Linked DNA regions of Mus musculus: region 2 is linked to region 1. The links are chromatin loops, found by intact Hi-C in ENCODE. Cell type or tissue: heart. All regions are shown on one strand. Each heading gives the region's core, and the rest is flanking DNA. Links, peaks and the distances in the headings are about the cores only. Region 1 holds the start of Wars (tryptophanyl-tRNA synthetase). Region 2 holds the start of Yy1 (YY1 transcription factor).

Evidence for each region. Peaks named below come from ENCODE experiments on the same cell type or tissue, not always from the same donor. Only the 100,000 strongest peaks of a DNase experiment are listed, where the experiment ranks them.
Region 2: a loop joins it to region 1, with 4 times the contacts of the local background. A loop is called at or near these places in 9 of 42 quality-filtered maps.

The regions. Positions count from the first base shown.
Region 1 is chr12:108,893,777-108,899,146 of GRCm38, forward strand. It overlaps Wars (tryptophanyl-tRNA synthetase), which reads right to left and starts at 398. Exons shown (of 10, transcript NM_001164314.1): 1 at 293-398. It overlaps Wdr25 (WD repeat domain 25), which reads left to right and starts at 496. Exons shown (of 7, transcript NM_177602.3): 1 at 496-537; 2 at 4,133-4,949. The coding sequence starts at 4,155. In heart, for the core only: a CTCF peak has its summit at 2,453 (motif pointing left); a DNase peak (open chromatin) is centred at 445; H3K4me3 peaks cover 1,272 bases; H3K27ac peaks cover 1,090 bases.
Region 2 is chr12:108,789,673-108,795,042 of GRCm38, forward strand. Yy1 (YY1 transcription factor) reads left to right here and starts at 3,625. Exons shown (of 5, transcript NM_009537.4): 1 at 3,625-4,419. The coding sequence starts at 3,741. In heart, for the core only: CTCF peaks have their summits at 2,617 and 3,394; DNase peaks (open chromatin) are centred at 2,679, 3,239, 3,959, 4,809 and 1 weaker place; H3K4me3 peaks cover 3,851 bases; H3K27ac peaks cover 3,450 bases.

The sequences.
Region 1 (5,370 bases), core at 157-5,156:
CTCTTTAGGATTCCTCATCTGTGAAACGGGCACCAGGGGCTTTACAAACACTTCGTACAGGGCAAAGAGATCCTACAGGGCAAAGCCCAGGCGGTGGGAAACGATGACAGGCTGGGTGGGCGGCGCCGCCGCAGCCTCCCGGTCCCTCGTGGTACAGGTGCCCAGAGAACAGACAGCCCGGTTCCGAGCTGGATCCTCGGGGCGCGGCGCCGGGGCGTCAACCGAAGGCCCCGGCGCCACCTCGGCATCCCTCCCTCGCTCCCGGCGCAGTGACCACCCCCTCCTCACTTACCGGCGGCCCCCACTTCGGCCCCACCAGTCAGCACCCCCAAGTTCAGCCACCGGTACCTCTTGGGCGTCCGTGGAAACACCAGCCGGCTGGAATAACTTCCGGTCTCGGCATGCCGCTATTGGCTGTCCAGGCAGAGGAGGGCAGAGACCATCTCCGATTGGCTGAAATTGCTGGCGTCGTGGTGGAACGCGACTGGGCGGCCCGAGTGCTGGCCGGACCGTTGTAGGGGTGGACCAAGAGCTTCCGTGTGTGTGTGTGTGTGGTGAGCGGCGGGCCCGGGAGGGAGGGGGCCGGGATGTGGCGGCCGCATGCTTCTCGCTTCTTAGCGCCGGGCTCAGCTCGCCGCTTGCCTTCCTGTTCTTCCCGTTCATTCCTAGAGTGCTGTGCTCTGAACTCTTTACCCATTAGTGTTGACAGCTTGGCTAACTTACTCATCCTTCAAAACCCGTGTCTGTTTTTTGTTTCCCATCCTGTATCCATGGCCTCTGGGGCAAGATCCGTGTGAATTTCTACCCACATCAGATCTATCATAGTGCCTAACACAGAGTAGGAAACTAGGACCCGTGTGTTGAACGGGAAAATTCTGTCTTTAACTTTCCCAGTTCCCTGCCCCATCACCTTGCTGTCTGCAAATTCATCCAGATTGAGGCTTCTTGGACAGTGAGCTAAGCACACAGGACACCCTGCCCCATGTATCCGTGCTCCCTTTAGCTTTTCAGTATTCGACTTCAGTCCTCAGTCCTCTTTTTCCCCCATTTAGCCTCTTCCTCTTGGTTTCACCTCCCCCCCCCCCCCTTTCTCATGGCATTTTTTGGACTTGGGTACAAGATGGCTACCATCATCTCCTAAACGGTGTGCATCTCTCTCAGCCGTCTCCCTTCATATATGTTTTCTTGACTCACCCTTGACTCCTCTTCATTGGTATTGGTTCTGTTTTAGTCACAGTATTGTGAACACCTTAGTTCCCTCAACCTCTTCAGAGCGTCACACTGGTGTAGTCTCTCTGAGACCTGTCTCAGCTCCAGAAAAAGATGCAGTCTTGGGCCCAGCTACCCTGTATCCTTTTCCTTTTGAGTTCACAAGTCCACGACATCGTCTGGCTCACGAGTCAGGGATGTTTTTGTCTTTCTATGGCTTGGGAGTGTGATGAATGAAGGACATCATTTACTGTTTTGCCTACTGTGGCAGATGTTGAGTGAGAGAATGAAATCTATGTGTGGTGCATCTGGTGTCCAGTCCCTTGCTGTCGTTCATTTTCTATCCCCTGTGGAGCTGATGAGCCACACTGTCCTCAGATCTGCTATAGGCCTCTTTTGTGAGTCTACCCTGCAGATAACCGTGTAGCTTAAAACCCAGGCTGTGACCGAGCTCTATATAGTATGGTGGTGGGAATCAGATGGGTTTCATTTGAGGAACCAGGAGATTGGCCTCAACTCCCTGCTGAATATGTAGAGATCAAATTATTTGCAGAGCATGGGTCTATCTCTGTGTGGTTAGTCTCTAGTGGGATCTTAGTTTGGTTGGAGAGTGGAAAGCTGGTTTTAGAAGTCCTTTTTCGAAGATGTTTCTAAATGTGGACATTGTTACCTGCCTGGATTCAGCTGCTGGTAGGAATGATAGCTACAGGCATTGGATGATGAGCAGACTTGTATGGCAGTGGGATTCTTAGGGCAAATAATGCCATTAGGGGACAGATGTGGAAGGCTTTGAGTGGAATTTTGGAGCCCAGTGTGTGATCTGACATGGTGATATATACTTGTAATGCCAGCACTCTGAAGGCTGAGGCAGGAAGACTGGACTAAGACCAGCCTGGCTTACATAGTGAGTACTTGTAATGGGCTAGGGAGGTTCATCTGTTAAAGACACTTGTTTTGAAATCATGAAGACCAAAGTTTGGATCCCAGCACCCATGTAACAAGCCATTTCACACTTGCTTGTAACTCAACCTGTAAGAGGTCACAGACAGACTATGTCTCGAATAGATAGAAAGTGAAACAGCACAGGACTCCATCTTCTGGCCTCCTTGTATTTAGGAGAACAGGTTTGCACATTCGCATAGGCATGCATACACTTACACAGCAAACACACAAGCATAAAAAAAGAAGCGGGCTAGCTGGTCCATGGCCCAGGCTTGCACTTTGTCCCACTCCACCCTCTGCTGGCTGAGATATGCTCAGCATCCTTATTTTCTTTCTGTCTGTACTCACAGAATTAATACTGAGTTTTAGACCAAAGCAATTCTTACTGAGAACTAGCTGATAGAAATTTGTGAATGCTCAGAATTCCAGGAAAAACTTTTGAATGGAAATTTAGTACCCTGTGAACCTATGCATTTGGGGTGAAACAAACAGATTTGGATGCCATGTTTAGAATTGCTCTTGCCACAGTTGGGTTGACTGGTGACTTAGGACCCAACCTGGGCTTTGTACGTGCCCGGGCAGTACTCTGCAGTTGCTCTGTTTCTCTGGACACGGATTTTTTCTTTTTTTTTGTTTGTTTGTTTTTAGAGACAGGGTTTCTCTGTGTGACCCTGGCTGTCCTTGAACTCACTCTGCAGATCAGGCTGCCTCGAATTCAGAAATCCACCTGTCTCTGCCTCCTGAGTGCTGGGATTATAGGTGTACATCATCATCTCCAGGCTGAGGTTGTTTGTTTTTAAAGACTGGGTCTTGCCTAGGTATCCCAGGGTGTCCTTGAAGTCATAATCCTCCTGCCTCAGCATCACGAATGCTAGGCTCAAAGGTGGGTGCTGCCATACCCAGGTCCCTCTTGCCCTCGTGCTCTTTTTCTACATTCTCTTTTTTCTTCTCTTCTGCTTTGCAGTGCGGAGGGGCAAACCCAGAACCTTGCATGTGTTGACAAGAATTCTGTCAGCGAGCTTTAGCCCCAGCCCCACAGAGGTTTCCATTTAAAAAATTATCTGTAAAACCAGGAAGTGGAGGCCCAGGCCTTTAATCCCAGCACTAAGGAAGCAGAGGCAGAAGGATCTCGGTAAGTGTGAGGTCAGCCTGGTCTACAGAGCAAGTTCTAGGATAGCTGCAGCTACCCAGAGAAACCCTGTCTGAACACACACACACACACACACACACACACACACACACACACACACAGTAACTAATTATTTCTATTTAGTAGGAGACCCATTTTTTTTTTACTATTACTTGGGTTTTTATATATTATGTAATATTTAAATTAGGGTTAACATACATACCTTGTCAAATATCATTCCCCCCCCCTTTTTTTTTAAAAAACAAACAAACAAACAAACAAACCTTTTATTGTATACATAACTGGGAGACAGCATGCGTCTTAAGGCTCACATGCTGAGGTCAAGGGAAATTTTTCATGAGTTGGTTTTTCTCTTTCCACTGTGTAGGTTCCAGGGACTGAGCTTAGGTGTGATGACGAGTGCCTTTAATCCACCGAGTCATCTTGCAGCCCAAACTATATTTTTTAGTTTCCCCTTTTAAAAAGGTATGTTTCCTATTTTTAATTGCGCGCATGCACCTATCGTTGGTGTGTGAGCTTGTACATGCGAATGCAGGTAGTCATGGAGCTCAGAACAGGGCATTGGATCCTCAGGAGCCAGGACTGCTGTGGCTGTGAGCTGCCCAGGGTGGGTCCTCTGGGAGAGCAGTACACGCTGCTAATCACTGAGCTACCTTTCCTGCGCCAAACATAATTTCTCTATGTTGAAATATCTGAAATCCTTTTCTATTCTGTATGTGTTTGTGCTTGTGGAGTTTGACGTCTTTGAGCTTCAAGGGGACATCCTGCCCCGAAGTGCAGAACGACTCGCGTTATTAACGGTTGCTAACTCTAGATCTTGTTTACTTCTAGGAAGTCACCTTTGTGTGACTGTATGGCCTCGCTGGTGGCATATGATGATTCTGACTCCGAGACCGAGGCTGACCCTGCCAGAAGTGGGGACGCTGCAGGTCAGATAAGTGACGCCTCTGGTATGAGCAGGCCGTCTGGGATGGGGTTTGCATCTAGCACAGTGGGCGTGACCAAAGAGGGGGCACAGCACACAGGGAACTCTCCTAATGAAGACCCAGGGATGCAACGTCTGCCGCTGGCTCGGCTCTGGAGAAGTGACCCTGGGTCTTGTCCCAGCCAGAGGCTACAGTGGCCCTCAAAGGAACCTGATACCACTTTCCCTCCCAGTGAGCCTCCTCGTCCTTCTCTGTGGATGAGCCGGGCTCCAGTCGGCCACGTGCCCCTAGCAGCTGCCTGTCTTAAGCCACTAAAACCTGCCTGGGACGTCCTCAAACCTTCTCATGATCAAAGCACATTTGAAAGCACAGCTGGAAATGCCAGCTCTTCTCAGAGGAAAAGGGGTGAGGACTGTGTGCTTCCCTATATCCCCAAGAGGCTAAGGCAGCTGCAAGCGCTGAATCCAGAAGCAGGTGGGGGCAAAGATGGAGAGCCCCCGGGACCTCCTGCAGGGTGTGCCCCGGCCCCACTCTGTGTGGCTCCCACAGTGTCTGAGTTCATCCAGCCATATTTGAACAGTCAGTACAGAGAGACTACGGTCCCCAAGAAAGTGCTTTTCCACCTTCGAGGCCACAGGGGCCCGGTCAACAGCATTCAGTGGTGTCCAGTCTTTTGCAAGAGCCACATGCTTCTCTCTGCTTCCATGGACAAAACCTTCAAGGTAAGACAAGGGAAAACAACTCCCAGTGGCTCTTAGGTGTAAGCAACTGGGATACTTTACTGATTCGAGTCAGGCAGGCAGTGGGTGGGCACAGGCTACACACACTCTTTGGGAATTTCTGTAGTTCTCTTTGGTACATTGGAGAGAGTTCTCTATCATCAGCCTCAGATCTTTGGTCTTTCCTGCCTCATTCCTATCTTTTCCAACACTGCCTTGCCATAGCACTATACAGTATTAATAAATTATAGTATGACTAGATGATAAACATTTTACTTCATTTGCTAGTAATATACATGTATTTTAATTTCAAGACAGGGTTTCTCTGTGTTGCTTTGGCTGTCCTGGAACTTGCTCTGTAGACCAGGTTGGTCTTGAACTCACAGAGATCCTCCTGCATCTGTTGGGATTAAAGGCTGCACTA
Region 2 (5,370 bases), core at 371-5,370, 100 kb before region 1:
CATTCTACCATGCTGAGGTGCCTCGAACACAAAGAGAAAGCAACTCCCTGCAATTTCACATGGCAACAGCTAAAGAGAAAGCAACTCCCTGCAATTTCACATCGCAACAGCTACGTAGTGAAATGTGGTTACAAACACTACCATCAGAATGTAACTGACGGGGAGATAGACAGACAGACATGAATATGACATAAAGTAGAGGGGCTAGCTGGGGAGAGGAAGAGGGTGAGTGGGAGTGGGAGCAGGAGTGGAGAGGTGTATGTTTATTGACATAACTGTATATGTATGAAAAGTCGATATGAAACCATTATGTACCCATTGAAAGACACTGTATGAACAAAGAAACATGGAAGTTAAATTATGATAAAATTCCAACTTTCCTTTATTTATGAACAATAGTCAGATTCATTCACAACAAGCCATTTGATCTAAGAGAAAGAATTTGACAAAGGCTGTACAAAAAAATAAATGAAATACTGAATAAATGGTGTTGGTTTACAGACATGATATGGAATGCTTCATGTATAGTCAGATTATTTTACCCAGATACAAACTCTAAACCTAATAATATATGTGTTGGTTTCAGGGGTGTATCTCTTTTGTAGTCCAGATGTTAAGATCTAAAAGTAAGACAAAGACCTCTAGCTTCTACAACTAAAAAAGTACTCCACTTTTTCCTGTCTAGCTCTAATAGTTTCAATTCTATATTGAGGAAGAGCCCAAATTATTTGAATGAATTATTCAGCAACTAAACAATAACCTAAATGCATGATCAGCAGGTGTAGCGCTGCACGCACTGCAATTCCAGCCCTGGAGAGACTGAGGCAAAGGACGGCTGTGAGTTCAAGACAAATCTAGGCTCCATAACAAGACTGTCTCCTGACTGATTTCACAAAGGAGCCAAATTCTTAGCTGTTACACAAATAGCATGAATATAGAGCTTGAACCAATCTCAAACTATCAAATGTAGAAATATGGTACAGTCAGATTTTTTGTTTTGTTTTTGAGACAAGTTGTATGTAGCCCAAACTTCCCTGTAACTTTGGGTGATCCTTCTGTCTCAGCTGCCTGAGCCCTAGAATTACAACCATGAGCCACCATGCTTGTCTACAAACATTTAATAACTGGCCTGATTTCACTCAAAGGAAGAAAGAGGCTGGGTCTGGTAGCACATGCCTTTCTTTAATCTTACTCAAGAGGCAGAGGCAGGTGCATCTCTGAGTTTGAGGCCAGCCTGGTCAACATACCGTGTTCCAGGACAGCAAGAAATATATAACAGACACACACACATCCCTTTTGTTTGTAGATGTGTGATAATATGCTTATCTAGTATACATGACTCACACAAGTAAATTCTCAATAAATTCAGCTTGGATAAACCTGAGGTATCAGGTTCTCTTTAACGGACAATTTTTTTTTGTCCACTCTTACCCCCCAGCCTTCCCACATTCATACCTTAAATGCATTTAAAGTACATTTCAGAAAAATGGGAAATGACAGCAATTTCAGAGACATCAAAGCTTCTGCTCATATAGGTGGGAGGAAAACAAATGCCTTTTTTTTTTTTTTCCCTTTTGTTTGGTTTTTCGAGACAGGGCTTTTCTGTGTAGCCCTGGCTGTCCTGGAACTCACTCTGTAGACCAGGCTGTCCTGGAACTCAGAAATCCACCTGCCTCTATCTCCCAAGTGCTGGGATTAAACGCGTGTGCTACCACTGCCCGGCAAGAAATGCCCTTTAAAATGCATGTCAATAATCATTTGTCTTCATGCCGAGATTAAGGGATTCAAGGTAAGATGTTGTAGCACAAATGTGTATCTTCAAACCTAGGAATCAGGAGCAGAAGAAAGTTTTGGGATAGAGGGGGCTATGTAGTTAACCTAGAAACGAGGTATTTCAGAAAACTATACACGTAGCCAAGGCTGGCTTTAAACTCCTGACTTACCTCCCTCTCCAAAGATTAAAAACCTGCACAAGGACACCTTGCTAAGTATGTTTAAAATTATAAGATGCCCAACTGTTTAAGTTTGGCCTAAGATGCATGTAATGCATTTAGAATACTCTCCTGCCTCAACACTAACAACTCCGGTAGATAAAAGTAATCCAGAATATTCAACAGATGAAGCTGACCGTTAAATCTAAGAAACAAATAAGATACACTTGGCTCAAATTTTCGGTTCTTGGAAAAAAAAAAGGCAATCTAACTTTATGTTGCTTTAAACCACACCTGGTCTATCGAAAGGAAGCACAGAAGAAACACTTCACTACAATGTATCTTAAGCAATTTGATGATTTGAACAAGGAAAACCTAAGCTGTTACTTATAATAGGGAAATCACAAAAGACATGGAATTTTCAAAGAGCTAAATGCAAAGACTATTTAAAAGGAATATTTTTAAATAGTCCTTTTCGGCAAAAGGAATGTTTATGAGCGAGGAATAGGCGAAGCCTGTGTCAAGTTATTCAAAGATAGAAGGGAGTTTTCAGAAAGCTACAATAGTGGAGTCGCTCGACAGGAGCAGCCAGACCCTTCGTTCCAACAGGCACCCAACGGCTGGGTCTCCGGTTTCCGCGGGTCATAAAAGAATAACGGACACACTTCCAACGGTGAACCCTAGGCTGCGCGCGCCGCTTCCGCTTGCCGCGGTCGCCTTCGCGCGCCGCCCACCGGCACGCGACCAAAGAGCCCGTGGCAGCACACGGTCGGCTACGCCGTCCGTGCCGCTACCGCACGAGACCCCGAGTAACGAGTAAAGGCAAAACGAACGGGAAACCAAAAATCAAGCACAGGCGTTTCTCGTCAGAGCAGACTTTATTGCGGCCACGCGGCCGCCGGTCGCACGCCCCGCCGGCAGCACGCCAGCCCCAGGCGCGCGCCCCCCTTCACCCCAGCTCGTTACCGTGCGCCTGGGTCGCGCGGAAAGTTCGCCGGCTCCCGAGGCGTAAGGCGCAGCGCCGACGCCCCACTCCTGTCAGCGACTGGGGCCCCGGAGCGGCACTTTTGTCACTGTTGCACCGCGGACGCCGGGGTTCGCGCGACGCCGAGCGCCGTAAGGCGACGGCGGCGCGGAGCTGACGTCACGCGCCGGGGGGGCCAGCCAGCGCGCGTGCGGGCCGCCACGCCCCCTACCCCAGCGGGGGCCCCCCCAATCGGGAGGACCCTGGTTGGGAGTAGGCGGGGCCCCGGCGCCTCGAGGGGCCCTGCGATTGGTAGCGAGGGAGGAGCGAGAGCCGGAACAGCGAGTGGGGAATCGGGGACGGGGCGGGGCCGAGAGCCCCGCGGAAGTCTCGCGAGGCCGAGCCGGAGCAGAGTGTGGCGGCGGCGGCGGCGGCGAGATCTGGGCTCGGGGTTGAGGAGTTGGTATTTGTGTGGAAGGAGGCGGAGGCGCAGGAGGCAGGGGGCAGCGTAACGCCGGCCCGGAGGGCGGGAGGAGGCGCGGCCACAGCCAGGGCAGGCAGCCGAGGCGAGGCGAAGGCAGGCGGGGAAGCAGGACAGGCAGCGGCCGAGCGAGCGAGCGAGCCAGCGCGGGGCGCACCGATCTCGGGAGGCGGGGAAGCCCCGCGGCCGCCGCGCCCGCCCCTTCCCCCGCCGCCCGCCCCCTCTCCCCCCGCCCGCCCGCTGCCTTCCTCCCTCTGCCTTCCTTCCCCACGGCCGGCCGCCTCCTCGCCCGCCCGCCCTCCCTCCCGCAGCCCAGGAGCCGAGGCCGCCTGCCGCGGCGGCCGTGGCGGCGGAGCCCTCAGCCATGGCCTCGGGCGACACCCTCTACATCGCCACGGACGGCTCGGAGATGCCGGCCGAGATCGTGGAGCTGCATGAGATCGAGGTGGAGACCATCCCGGTGGAGACCATCGAGACCACGGTGGTGGGCGAGGAGGAGGAGGAGGACGACGACGACGAGGACGGCGGCGGCGGCGACCACGGCGGCGGCGGGGGCGGCCACGGGCACGCCGGCCACCACCATCACCACCACCACCACCACCACCACCACCCGCCCATGATCGCGCTGCAGCCGCTGGTGACGGACGACCCGACCCAAGTGCACCACCACCAGGAGGTGATCCTGGTGCAGACGCGCGAGGAGGTGGTCGGCGGGGACGACTCGGACGGGCTGCGCGCCGAGGACGGCTTCGAGGACCAGATCCTCATCCCGGTGCCCGCGCCGGCCGGCGGCGACGACGACTACATAGAGCAGACGCTGGTCACCGTGGCGGCGGCCGGCAAGAGCGGCGGCGGGGCCTCGTCGGGCGGCGGTCGCGTGAAGAAGGGCGGCGGCAAGAAGAGCGGCAAGAAGAGTTACCTGGGCGGCGGGGCCGGCGCGGCGGGCGGCGGCGGCGCCGACCCGGGGAATAAGAAGTGGGAGCAGAAGCAGGTGCAGATCAAGACCCTGGAGGGCGAGTTCTCGGTCACCATGTGGTCCTCGGGTGAGTGCAGGCGGCGCGCCGCCGCTCGGGATGTTTTTGTTTTGAAGGGAAGCCATGTTTTATGTGTGTGATGGGCGCCGCCATCTTCTCCGCCCGGGCAAGTATGGCGGCCCCAAAAGATGGCGGGGGCGGCGGGCCGCGAAGATGGCGGCGCGGGGGAGGGGCGGCGCCCGGCTAGGCCGCAATGGCGTAGTTTGTGCGAGCGGAAGCGGGCTGGGGCGGCGGGCGGGGAGGGAGGGGCCAGCGCCCCTCCACGCCCGAGCCAACGGACGTGCGGCGGGGCCGGTTGAGGGCGCCGCCCCGCGCCGGACCACCCGCCGGGCGTTGACAGGGCCGTGGCGCAGGGCGGACGCGCGCCGCTCCCCCGCCGTCCCCCGGGGGCTGTCGGGGCCCCGCCCCGCTCGGCTCCGCTCAGCTCGGCCCCCTCGGACGCGAAGCGTCTCCCCGAAGCCCTTCCCGGAGCGGGCGGCGCATAGCCCCGCCGCAGCTGCCCCGCGGTCACGCTGGCCCAGGCCGTCGCCGCTGCGGGGCGGGACTTGGGTGGCACGTAGGGCGCTCGTGTGCGGGTTCGGCGGCCGTTGGAACCTGTCACCCGCGCTGCCAACGCGCTCCTCGCCTGATCGACCTAGAACGGGAGTTAGGGGAAGGAAGAGCCACAGCATTTCAGCGGCCTTTACGCGTTGTGAATTTTGTTTTTTAAGTCGTGGGCCCTATGCAGACAGACTGGGCTGGTTTACACAGCTTAGGATATTTGCCAACAAACTAATAAAAATCGCTTAGTTATCAGTATCTCTGGTCTTGTTTTCCCCCACGAAAAGAATAAAAAAAGTGGATAATTTGTTTTACTGATTTAATACGCCTTTTAGCGAAAGTCAGGAAGCCTGTGTAGGGCACCGAAGAGTTCCTTCCCCGCATGAGTAAACTCAAGGTAGAGCCCTGGAAAGGCTGTTG